Regions from separate parts of the Homo sapiens genome. Here region 1 is linked to region 2. Evidence: chromatin loops called from intact Hi-C (ENCODE). Cell type or tissue: endothelial cell of umbilical vein. All regions are shown on one strand. Links, peaks and the distances in the headings refer to the core of each region. The heading gives the core; the rest is flanking DNA. Region 1 overlaps GMDS (GDP-mannose 4,6-dehydratase). Region 2 overlaps GMDS (GDP-mannose 4,6-dehydratase).

Region 1 (5,386 bases), core at 79-5,078, 240 kb after region 2:
GAATGAATAAAGATGTATATACCATGTAGCCAGCTGCTAAGTCAGTATGTTCTCCAGCAATCTGAATACATGCTTCAAGCTCAACTCAGTATGTACAGAATACAAAATGGAAACAAAGAGGGCAAGTTCTTTCTTAATCCTAAAAAACCGACATAGGAAATTGCCTGAATAATCAGCTCTGTAAATTAGATTATTCTAACAGTCACATGGCAAATTATCATGTCTGCCTTTCTCTAAGATGTTACATCTTTTTTGTTAAAAAAAAGATTTTTAACTGCTACATGGCCACATAGTCCTTAGAACTTTTTTACATTACCAAATAACTTTTTAAATTAATTTTAAGGTTCCTTAGCACATTGTACTCAAATACTCAAGTTTCACTATATTTTTAATGTAAGAGGTTTAACTCTAAGAACAATTACTTTAGTTCAACAGATACCCACCAAAAACGGTGCTCAAAAGGCAAAGGGAGGTCAAAGGCCACCACCTGGTCCTAGGCCAGAGACCCCCTGGGCTTTCTGGCCATGTGGCTCGCTCTTTATCTCAAGGTGTGGAAAGCCTCCCAGCTTCTCTCACTTCAAACTCAAAAAGCTCCATCTAGTCTTAGTTCCCAAGCACACACCTTCACTCTCCATTCATGAGGTTCCATTTGTTCTGCTTTCCCAGTCCTCACACAAGTATCTTCAGAATGTGTCATGGACTTAATGACGTGGAAAATAAGGATAATAATAACACCAAGTCATGCAGAAAGATCTTTGCAATTTACACGAGACATAAAGAGAAGGGTTAACGCACACATCGTTTCTCTTAGCATGATATTCAAAACCACCAGCAGCTGAATCGACATTTTTATTTTCTACGTCACTGGCCATAGACAGAAACTTGTTGTGAATCTCAGTTTTGTAATTTGTACATGTTATCAGAAAAATTGTTTTAATTTTAGCATGAACATTTCCTAAAGTGCTCACAGCCACTCTCAAAACTTCCTGGGAATTCCTCCCAGTGCCTGGTTTGGATAATGCTGATGGATACAGAGCAAAGTGAACTTCATAGAACCCAGTGTCTGTGGATGAGGCAGCCAGCTGCCAGAGCAATAGAGAAGTGGGATGTCAGTGCATATTAATCAAGCCGAAATTATATACTTTGTAACTTGACTATTACAGCTTCATTAGTTTATTGAATATTGCCCACATGAAGACCTTTGTACTAATTCTGAGATGTTACCAAGAAATAGGAAATGAGGTAAATACATTTTCCAAGGAACACAGATCATATAAGAAATAATAATATCAAAGAAAATATACCAAAAAATCCCCCAGAAATTATGGAATACATTTTAGCATGTACATAATCAAAAGCATAATGGTAAACTAAGAACAGGAACCAGAGAATATAGTTTGAAACAAGATCATTGTGTCTAAATGGCTCCATGAAGAAGAGGACCCTGGCTGGTACTCTGGAAGTTGTAGCATTCTGATCTTATGAAGCGAGGGAGAATGAAGTCCTTGGAGAAAAACGTGGAACAGGTGGACACAGCCAGAGGAAGGAGCGAACACATTTTGGGCAAGGACATTCTCTGTGTGAGACTGGCTGCATGGGCAGAACAAGTGAAGGTAATGGGAGAAAAAAGGCAGCCAGATATAGAGAGATTCACAGGTAGAAAGCTCTGCAACCCAGGGCTTAATTAATATTTTCTTTTCCTTTGAGTTTAGCATGCTCAGAAAGGGGCTAAGGTGATTTTATTTTAAAGCAGGGAATTTGAAAGATTTTTATTTGAATATATAAAATATGCAGAGATGGAGGGAGAAATTCTTGCAAGTCCAGGAGAAAAGTGTTAGGGTTTGGAATAGGAAGAGAAATCATCAACATAATGATAAGCATATTTGGCAGGAGTGAGAAACAACAGCAGAACTTACTGCTCTATGAACATGGCAGCTAAAGGCAAGGAAGATTCTTCCAGAAACAAATGTAAGGAAATAGCAGAGTACAAGACAGTTATTAGAAAACAGGGTAAATAGCATGTAATAATACAGACACAGCAAGAAGCCATAAATTTACATTTCATAAAGTTTATGAAAAGTTTTTATTAAAAATATATTTTTAACGGAAAGTAAAAACTTCACAAAATGATCTGCAAAATTTGAACATGTACAGTAGAAGAAAATGGAGGTTTTGTCATATTAATCAAATTGGCTTTCTATCATGATACAATATATAAACTCATTGCCACTGCAGAGTCCTGTTCTTCTACACTTTTGGACTCTTAAAAAAATTCTAGTGTCTATAGTTCTTTGAACAAAGGTTTAAAAAAAGCTTCAAAACTTTAAAGAAAAACAGAACTCTTGGCGAAAGCTACTATTAAAGGGCCCGCCTTAAAAAAATCTAGCTTGTAAAACAATATCTTACATATTTCAATGAATTCTGATTTAGATCTCCATTTTAGCTTCTTTGAACAAACATCTTTATGTGTAAAATGAATACTTTTGTTCACACAAACAGCGCCTCATTCCATTTAGTTTAATTCATAAGACTGCTTAGCATATGACATTGATATAAACTCACCTTATAAGATTAAAAGAAGCACAGACAAGTTCACTTAAGTTAAATATGTTTTAAGTTTCTCTAAGTGAAGAAAAGCTAAACACATTTTTAAACCCTAAATCATTTAGCTTCTGCAATTATCTCATCTACCAGAACTCTAAAATCAATTTGACTGGACTTTCATTTATGCTTTATAATAGGAAAAAATGACACATTTCCAAATTTAATTAACCAAAACAAAAATTCTTAGGACACCCCATGTAATTCTGAGTGGACTAAACAATACATCTTCGTCGCTCAGGACAAAAGGTCATTTGGAAGGGATGTACCTTTAAGGGTTTACAAAGGCTTGATCTTCAGTCTTGTAACGAAAGAGGAAGCACATCTCAGCAGAGGAAGGATGCCCACTTTAAATAAGGAAATGGGCTTGCAGGATGCACACATGCTGCTTTCTATTAATGATAAGCACAGTCTACAAAAAGAGCCTCAGAATGCTTTAACTTTCATGTAGAATACCTGCAGAGAATGTCTAACATAAACAAAACGACAAGTAATGTGTCCACTCACCGTTTTATGAAATGATTTATGTGTTCATAATAGAGGCTAGTAAATACTAACGACTATATTCCAGTTAACAGCTGTAATTACTGGTGTGATGATTGTATGCCAGGATCCATGCCAATAATGTTTTGGGAGCAAAGCATACTTTAGGGGTTTATGAGGATGATTATACAAGATAGATGGCTCTGCTGGGTGATTTTTTTTCTTTCTTTCTTTTTTTTTTAACCAGAGGGAATGAGATGGCAGAAATTAAGACCTTTACCATACCTTTTTTAAAAAATAGATAATTATATATGTTTAAGAACTGGAAAGCATTTTGTTAAAGTTTAATCTCTTTCAAGACAGAAAGTAAATCCAATCAAAATCCCAGCAAATATTAATCTAAATTTAATTGTGGACATCACCTTTTGGCTTCTTCCATCTCTGCCTGTGTCTGTGTGTGTCTGTCTCTCACACACATATATTTACACACACACCCTAACCAGATATTTTGCAACTACATTAAAATAAATCATAACCTTTATTTAATTACTCAGCAGGTGACTGTCCGGTTTGTCAACCTGCCCTGTCTCTGACTCCCCTCAAATTCCTTCTCACCACCTATCAGTAATCCTTGGGGCATTCTGCTATTTCTTAACACCTCAACTAAGAGATATTAAAAGCAGATAAATTATCTACCTGGCAAAAATTTACTGCAAATTGTCCAGGGTATTGGTAATTTCCCAGAATTATGTCTGCATTGACAGGACAGTTTTGCCAACTGCACCTGCAGTCCAGCCCAACCTCTCCTCCCAGTATAAGTGGCAAACTTAAAAAGGCTGGAAACACTTTGCTCATTTTACAAGACTTGTGTCAGGCATCACTTCTATTATGAAATAATCTTGAATTGTGTTCTGGAGGGATCTGGGGCCAACCCCATGCTGGATCACATAAGTCTTACTAAGTGTATGCTTGGATTCCATGTGTCACCCCAAAAGAAAAGCTTATCTTTAACAAATTTATTTAAAATTTTGACATCAAAATATTCCAAAGAAATATTTTGAAGAAGGTACTTTAATTTAAATATAAATTTAAATTTTGTGTCATTTTGAATTATATATTGGGGTGTACAGGAGCAGCATGTAATACTATCTTCTGTGCTGGGGGCCTCCTAAGGATTTTACTCGGTCCTAGTCAAACCTCTACAATAAAAACAGATAGCATGCATTACATCCAACTCGTGAACTGCCTTTCTCCCAGTGATATGAAGACAGTCCAGAGAAGGGGGCAGGTTGGAGGAGGAGGGAAGCGGGTGCCCACACAGAGATCAACACACAGCCCATGTGGTTCCCACAGCATGCTCTGCACAACCAGACAGATCCATCACTGCTGGTTACTGTCCATCTCCTCCACAAGAGTCTGTGGGTTTGGTCTTTGCAAGATCATTTCGAAATTAAAAGTGGACAAAGATAATATATGCCCACATCTTCTTAAAGTATGTGTGGGGGTGGTGCATGGGAACACCTGTGTCAAATTTGTGATGCTGGAGAGCCAAGAAAAAGATAAGGGAGGCAAATCTGAATCTGGTGGTTGTAAAGCACCTGGAGGAAATTTTGCTGTTCTTTCTCCAGCATCTGCGAATTTGTAGGACGAGGTTAAGAGGGAGCACACAACTTCCAATGTTGTCCCAACTTCTATTTTACATGGACCTTGCTCCCTACATAAAATGCATATAAAACCCTTTCTTATTTAAATTTCCCAAGGATTTGCAGCAGTTTGTACAACACATTTGGCCACAGTAAGTCTCAGGGCTCTAAATGACCTCTGGGGATGAATGACATGTGCACACAGAAGAATTTATAAGACTCACTCTATAACAGTTCCTTTGGAACTATTACTTTCTGAGGGTGAAGGTAACAGATTTTTTTTAAGTAGTACAGTTGACAAACTATGCATTGGCTCCAAACAAGGCCGTGTGCGCTAGATAAACATAGTAAAACTGTTATAAAGTGGTTCGCTAAATTGTAGCTATACTGTAGCTCAAAATGTATTGCTTGGGACATAGTGATATATAGCATATGTTTCACTAAAATGTGAAAAAGCCTAGAACACAAGTATTATCTTTGTGACTCAACACCAATACAATAACAAGGATTTTCTCCAATTCCTTTTATAAACAAAATAAATTATTACTGTATCAACTCTCTCACACGTAAAGATGATCACATTACTCTCTACACCAGGGTCACAAATTCAAATGCAAGCATGTAGTATAAATACATAAAGCAGGCCAGGTGCAGCTACG
Region 2 (5,386 bases), core at 175-5,174:
GAAGCTCTTTGTCTTGCTATAACAAATCTAGGTGGTTAGTAATTGAAAAACAAAATAAAAACGTGTTTTTATTTGTGCTCTTAATAAATCTTCAGCATGGAATGTAAAAAATAAAAAAGAGCTCTAGATGGTAGGTCAAGAAAAATTCTAACAAGTAGCAAGAACAAATTGCCTTAAAACTTGGTAGCTTAAGACCACCATTTCCTATGGTCATGAATTCTTTGGGCCCGCAATTTGGACAGAGGTGTTGTCTGGGGCCTGAGCTGGGAGATTCCACAGCTGGCAGCTGTACTTGTTGGAAAGGCCGTTCACTCCTATGTCTGGAGGTCAGTGCTGACCTCCAGGCCCTTCTACGCAGCCCTCGCCACGTGGGCCCCCTTGGGCATCCTCCCAGGACAATGACTAGATCCCACGAGAGCAAGTCAGGTGGGGCAGTGTTGCCTGCCACGACCTGCCTCAGCACCAGCCCTGTCTTCTCTTCATCTGGGCAGCCATGACCATCCTGCCCAGCATCCTCGGCAGGGAAGGAGGCTCCATCTCCTGATGGGGGTAGCAAGGCTCTGGAAGAGCATGTGGGACTCCAATGTGGTCGTATTTAGAGCATAATCTGCCATAGTGGCTTGGTAGAGCTCATCTCTGTGAGCTTCAGCAGTGCTCATTTTCTGCGCACCATTCAGCACCCTCTTACTCCCAAGAAGGGATGACATTTCCTTTGTGAAAAATGCTCCTGGAAATAAATTCCAATGCAAGTGCTGATGGAGGAGGAGAAGAGGCTCAGCAGAGATGGTTCTTAGTCAGAAATCTGAAATATTAAGGAGTGAGATGTTAAATATGACAGCGGTAAAGGAAAAAAAAATTCACGTAAAACCAGCGTGCTGCTGCTTCAGCGTGATATTCCAGTGCCGTCCGAGAATTTGGAGACGGTGAAGGTCTTGGAAAGTCTTTCTAGTGAAGCTCAAGGTCATATAATCTATGCAGAATGATGTGATTTTAATAACTCCATGAAAATGTTTTATCATTTACAGTTCAATTCAGTTCATCACCAAAATTCATTAAATTGCAGCCATCAATGAGGTTGATAACTGTGATCCAGAAAGATGGAAATGCAATGCCTCAGTAAAAAGCATCCAGGAGGTCTAGAGCCTCGGCTGAGGGAAGCAGCACAGGAAGCAGGGTTGGCTATGGGCAAGCACCAGTAAGAACCAAGGCCAGCAGGCCAGGGAAAGAGTGGGACTCCAGTCTCTGGGAATAGGATGCAAAGACTTAAGACAAGCCCCTCGCACAGCCTGAGCAAGCATAGCAGAGGCTTCATGGGCAGGAGGGGACCTCAGCATCCCAGGCTGGGGCCACACACTGGGGCCAAATGAACTGAACTCTGGCCCTGAGTTTGTGATGGTTCAGGCACTACCTGGAGTGGCGCTGGGCAGTCTCCTCCCTACAGACTGAGCACAACAGAGGCCTGAAAAAGTCTCTGGGCCTGGAAGCTCGAAGCAATGCTGCCCACACTCCCAGGAGCCTGGTTTTGGTTATGAGAGCAGGAGCTGTGGCATCTCCTAAATGAGACAGTTGTATAGCGAAATTATTAAAATCAAGGAAATCTGTCAGTAATTTGTGGTTTTTTTTTTTATCACTGCAGTAAGTTGAAAACTATGATTACAGTGGAAAAGAAAAGAACAAAAGAATGACTACCAGTTACTCAAAATGTACAACGGAAGTGAGTGAGCTGACTGCAGGATTGTGACCATGAGCCACCTCACACGTACCTACAGCCTCGCGCCACTCTGCCAGCGCGTACCCACAGCCAAGGGCCCATCAGCAAGCTCAGCCCCGCAGCCACTCATGACTCTCCAGACTCATCTGTGTCAAAACAAAACTAAAGTTTCCCACTTAATAAAAGCGAAAGGCTAATAGACTTGAACATTTACTGCATGTTTTTGGGTATGCCTTAATCTCTCCCCTGGCTAAGCTGCCATCATATAAATCAGAGTCATGAGTTATCATTGTTCTAGTAGCAATAAAAATAATAATAAAAGCACTGTGAGGTCAGAAAATGTCAAGACCAGTCAGAAAAATGAGCGAGACATAAAACAAAGTATAAAGGACCAGCTAGGATTGGAAAAATTCAGGTACTGTACCTCCAAGTGTACTACAGCAGGAGGTAGCTGCCACTGCTGTTTTATTTAATGAGTCTCCACATAAATCCCAGCTGCTAACCATGTGATAAGTCCATCTCAGAACACGAGAGGCCCCATTCACTATCGGTGTTCAGGCCTGGCTGCCATTAATGGGAATTTCACTTACAGTAAGGGAAAAAACAGATCTTGAAATGTTCTGTTGGATCTAAATTGTTAGCTTTTTAATTTTAGTATCAATTGGTTTGACTCTTTTTTAAACAACAAAATTAATATGCAAAGTCTCTTCATCTAAATACATGAAAAAGGAGAGCGAACAAGTCCTGGATACTTGAAACATTTTTAATGTGAAGAAGGTATAAAAACATTTTCCTGGACACCAAAGACAGAATTCAGACTGCAGAGTAGAAACAAAGCCCACATCAATTTCATAAGCTGCCTGAAATGCGTAAATACAGAAAAGAGGGGATTTTGTTTGGAATATTTTTTGTGGGACACACACACTTTTGTAAACTTTTTAACCCTAAGGTTTTGCTGGCAAATGCATCATTTTTCAAAGAGGAGTGTGTACAGGACTGAAATGTGGACCTCCGCCTGGTGCTGGAGGTGCGGCTAGTGGGAGGTGGCATGGGAGAGTGTGGAGAAGGCAACCCGAGACAGGCAGACTGGGAGCCCAGACCTGCCACTGCCCACCGTGCAGCCTTGGCAGGTTGCTCACCCTTGCTCTCAGTCGCCCAGATGTCAAATTGGAATATTAACATGTGGAGGTTAGACAGGCAATGAGGAAAGGCTTGGCAAGCAAGCCAGAAACAGGCACAGAGAGGAAACCATGAGTCACAAGTAAGGGAGACAGAGGCAAAGACTGGGAGCCGACCAAGGCCACAGTCGGGAGGGCGATCCAGAGTTCAGACCAGGGAGGTGGAGGAACAGGCAGGCTTAAAGAATGCAGGGCAGAATTGCACAGGTAAAGGATGTCTTACGCGTACTGTGTACTCCAATAGATTCTTCAATTTCTTCAAAATTAAAAAGCAATGGGACAAGAGTTAAAGGGAGGCAGTAGCACATGAATGGCTTAATTCTGGGGGCATTTTGTTGGTTCCTAAGAGGTATGCATCAATTCATTCACAGGCTTTACTATCCTGGGGTTTCCTGGCAGAAATGTCTGGGAAGATCTGCCTGGAAATAGTTACAAGAAAGAGGTAGTTTCTGATATTACACTAGCAATGGAAGGGGAACAATAAGACCTGCAGGTGATGACTTCATTACTTCAGGTAAGAGAAAAAGAGCTTCTGTCAGAATTCTCCTTTTTCACAAACCTCTAATTTAGGGCTAACCTTCAATCTAGTCATTAAGAAATATCCAAGTTTCTCAAATGCTGGAATTTGGCTCAAATGCTGTTAATGGAACTCTATATTTTAGGTCAAATAATTTTAACTCTTTCAAAAGCCATTTGTTGGATTTTAGTTAAAATAAAAAAATTAATTAACTTAGATCTCTGGACACCCTTTCATTTTCCTCTATGTGTTAGTGTAAAACTGCAAAGCAATTCTGCTGCTACCCACCTGGAGTTAGGAAGTGACTCTGCAGACTGAAGGGCATGATCCCCAACGAGACAGCCCTCACTTCGGGCACCAGCCCCGGTTTGCGGGTCCCCAGGTCACCTGCACTTATAACCAACTGGTTATAAACCTGAGGGGTCTCCACCTTAAGTTTCATAATTTGCTAGGATGACTCACAGAACTCAGGACACAATAGTCATGTAATGACAGTGTTATTAGAAAGGATACAACTCAGGACCAGCCAAATGAAGGGACAGCAGGGGACGGTCTGGAAGGGCCCCAAAGGCAAAGCTTCCATGTGCTCAAGATGCATCACCCCCTTATTACATCAACGTGTTCACTACCCAGAAGCTGCACTGCCCAGGGTTTCTATTGAGGTTTCATTACATAGTCATGACTGACTGAACCACTGGCCGTATGCTGACCTCACTTGGCTCAAGGCCCTGACTCTCTAAGCCCATGGTTGGCTTATCTAGCTTGGCCAGCCCCCACCCTGAAACCATACAGGGGCCCACCATGAATTACAGAGACGCTCCTATTACTTAGGAAATGCCAAGGATGTAGTCTCCCTCCTAGGAATCAGGACAAAGGCCAAATTCTTTATTATATAAGTTAGATAGAACTTGACAAAAAATTATTTTTTCTTTTTCTTTTTTCTTTTTTTTTTTTTTTTTTTTCCTGACAGGCTCTTGCTCTGTTACCCAGGCTGGAGCACAGTGGTGCGATCACGGCTCCCTGCAGTCTCGACCTCCCAGGCTCAAGCAATCCTCCCACCTTAGCCTCCCTAGTAGCTGGGACTACAGGTGCATGCCACCACACTTGGCTAATTTTTGTGTATTTTTTTTGTAGAGATGGGGTCTCACTATGTTGCCCAGGATAGTCCTGAACTCCTGGGTTCATGTGGTCCTTCCACCTCAGCCTCCCAGTGATGGGATTGTGGGTGTGAGCCACCACACCCAGCCTAAAATTACTTTCTAATTGTATCTTACTGCTGGTAGCATAGCTAAATATTATGCTAGCATTTAAAGAAGTGGCATATCTGTTTAAATAATATCACACTTATATTTATGAGCCTCTATCATTTGTGATCCACTCTGGTATATTCTATCAGTCTTTCCCCATCTCGTATTCATAAAGATACATTTTTCTGTTCCTAAATATATGACATTGCATTTATTGCTATGAAAGTTCTTATTATTTTTGATGAACTGCTTCTCACATTTTCAGAGTCATCCCGAAAACCTCACTCTTTCTGTCAACAATCTTATCAATCCTACTCACTTGGTGAGAAATCCAGAAATAAATGGTCACACTCCAGTATGACAGCTCAGAAAGAAATTTTCAGCATTTAGGGCTTATTAGACAAGCCCCTCTTCTCAAAAAGAAGATGAGCCAATAATTAGCAATAATAATAATAAGAGCTCACAATTACTGAATGCCTCCAAAGTCTCCATGGGAGTTAGGCATGGTCTTACCACAGCCCAGTAGGGCAGACACTACTATTTTCTTTATTTTATAAAGAAGCAAAAGTGAAATGTAGAGAGGCTGAGTAACTTGTTCAGATTCACACAGAAAGTGAAGTTGGCTTTTAAAACTCTTTGACTCTAGCACCTAAACTCGTAGCTGCTGTTGGCTTACCTACCTGTTTTAAAGGAAACAAGCAGATAAAAATTTCATGAGGCAAATTTTACATGA

What was found. Hi-C counts contacts between places; a loop is a spot of excess contacts. Peaks named below come from ENCODE experiments on the same cell type or tissue, not always from the same donor. Only the 100,000 strongest peaks of a DNase experiment are listed, where the experiment ranks them.
Region 1: a loop joins it to region 2, with 2.2 times the contacts of the local background. A loop is called at or near these places in 1 of 110 quality-filtered maps.

Annotation. Positions count from the first base shown.
Region 1 is chr6:2,025,685-2,031,070 of GRCh38, forward strand. The region is part of intron 4 of GMDS (GDP-mannose 4,6-dehydratase); the gene reads right to left. Among named protein-coding and RNA genes, the nearest start is that of GMDS, 220 kb to the right of the region's middle. In endothelial cell of umbilical vein, for the core only: no CTCF peak of the experiment used is centred there; a DNase peak (open chromatin) is centred at 2,937; H3K27ac peaks cover 706 bases.
Region 2 is chr6:1,785,185-1,790,570 of GRCh38, forward strand. All of the region lies in intron 7 of GMDS (GDP-mannose 4,6-dehydratase), which reads right to left. Among named protein-coding and RNA genes, the nearest start is that of FOXC1, 180 kb to the left of the region's middle. RefSeq lists an enhancer at 1,601-1,670. In endothelial cell of umbilical vein, for the core only: no CTCF peak of the experiment used is centred there; DNase peaks (open chromatin) are centred at 1,807, 2,267, 2,947 and 4,027; H3K27ac peaks cover 3,374 bases.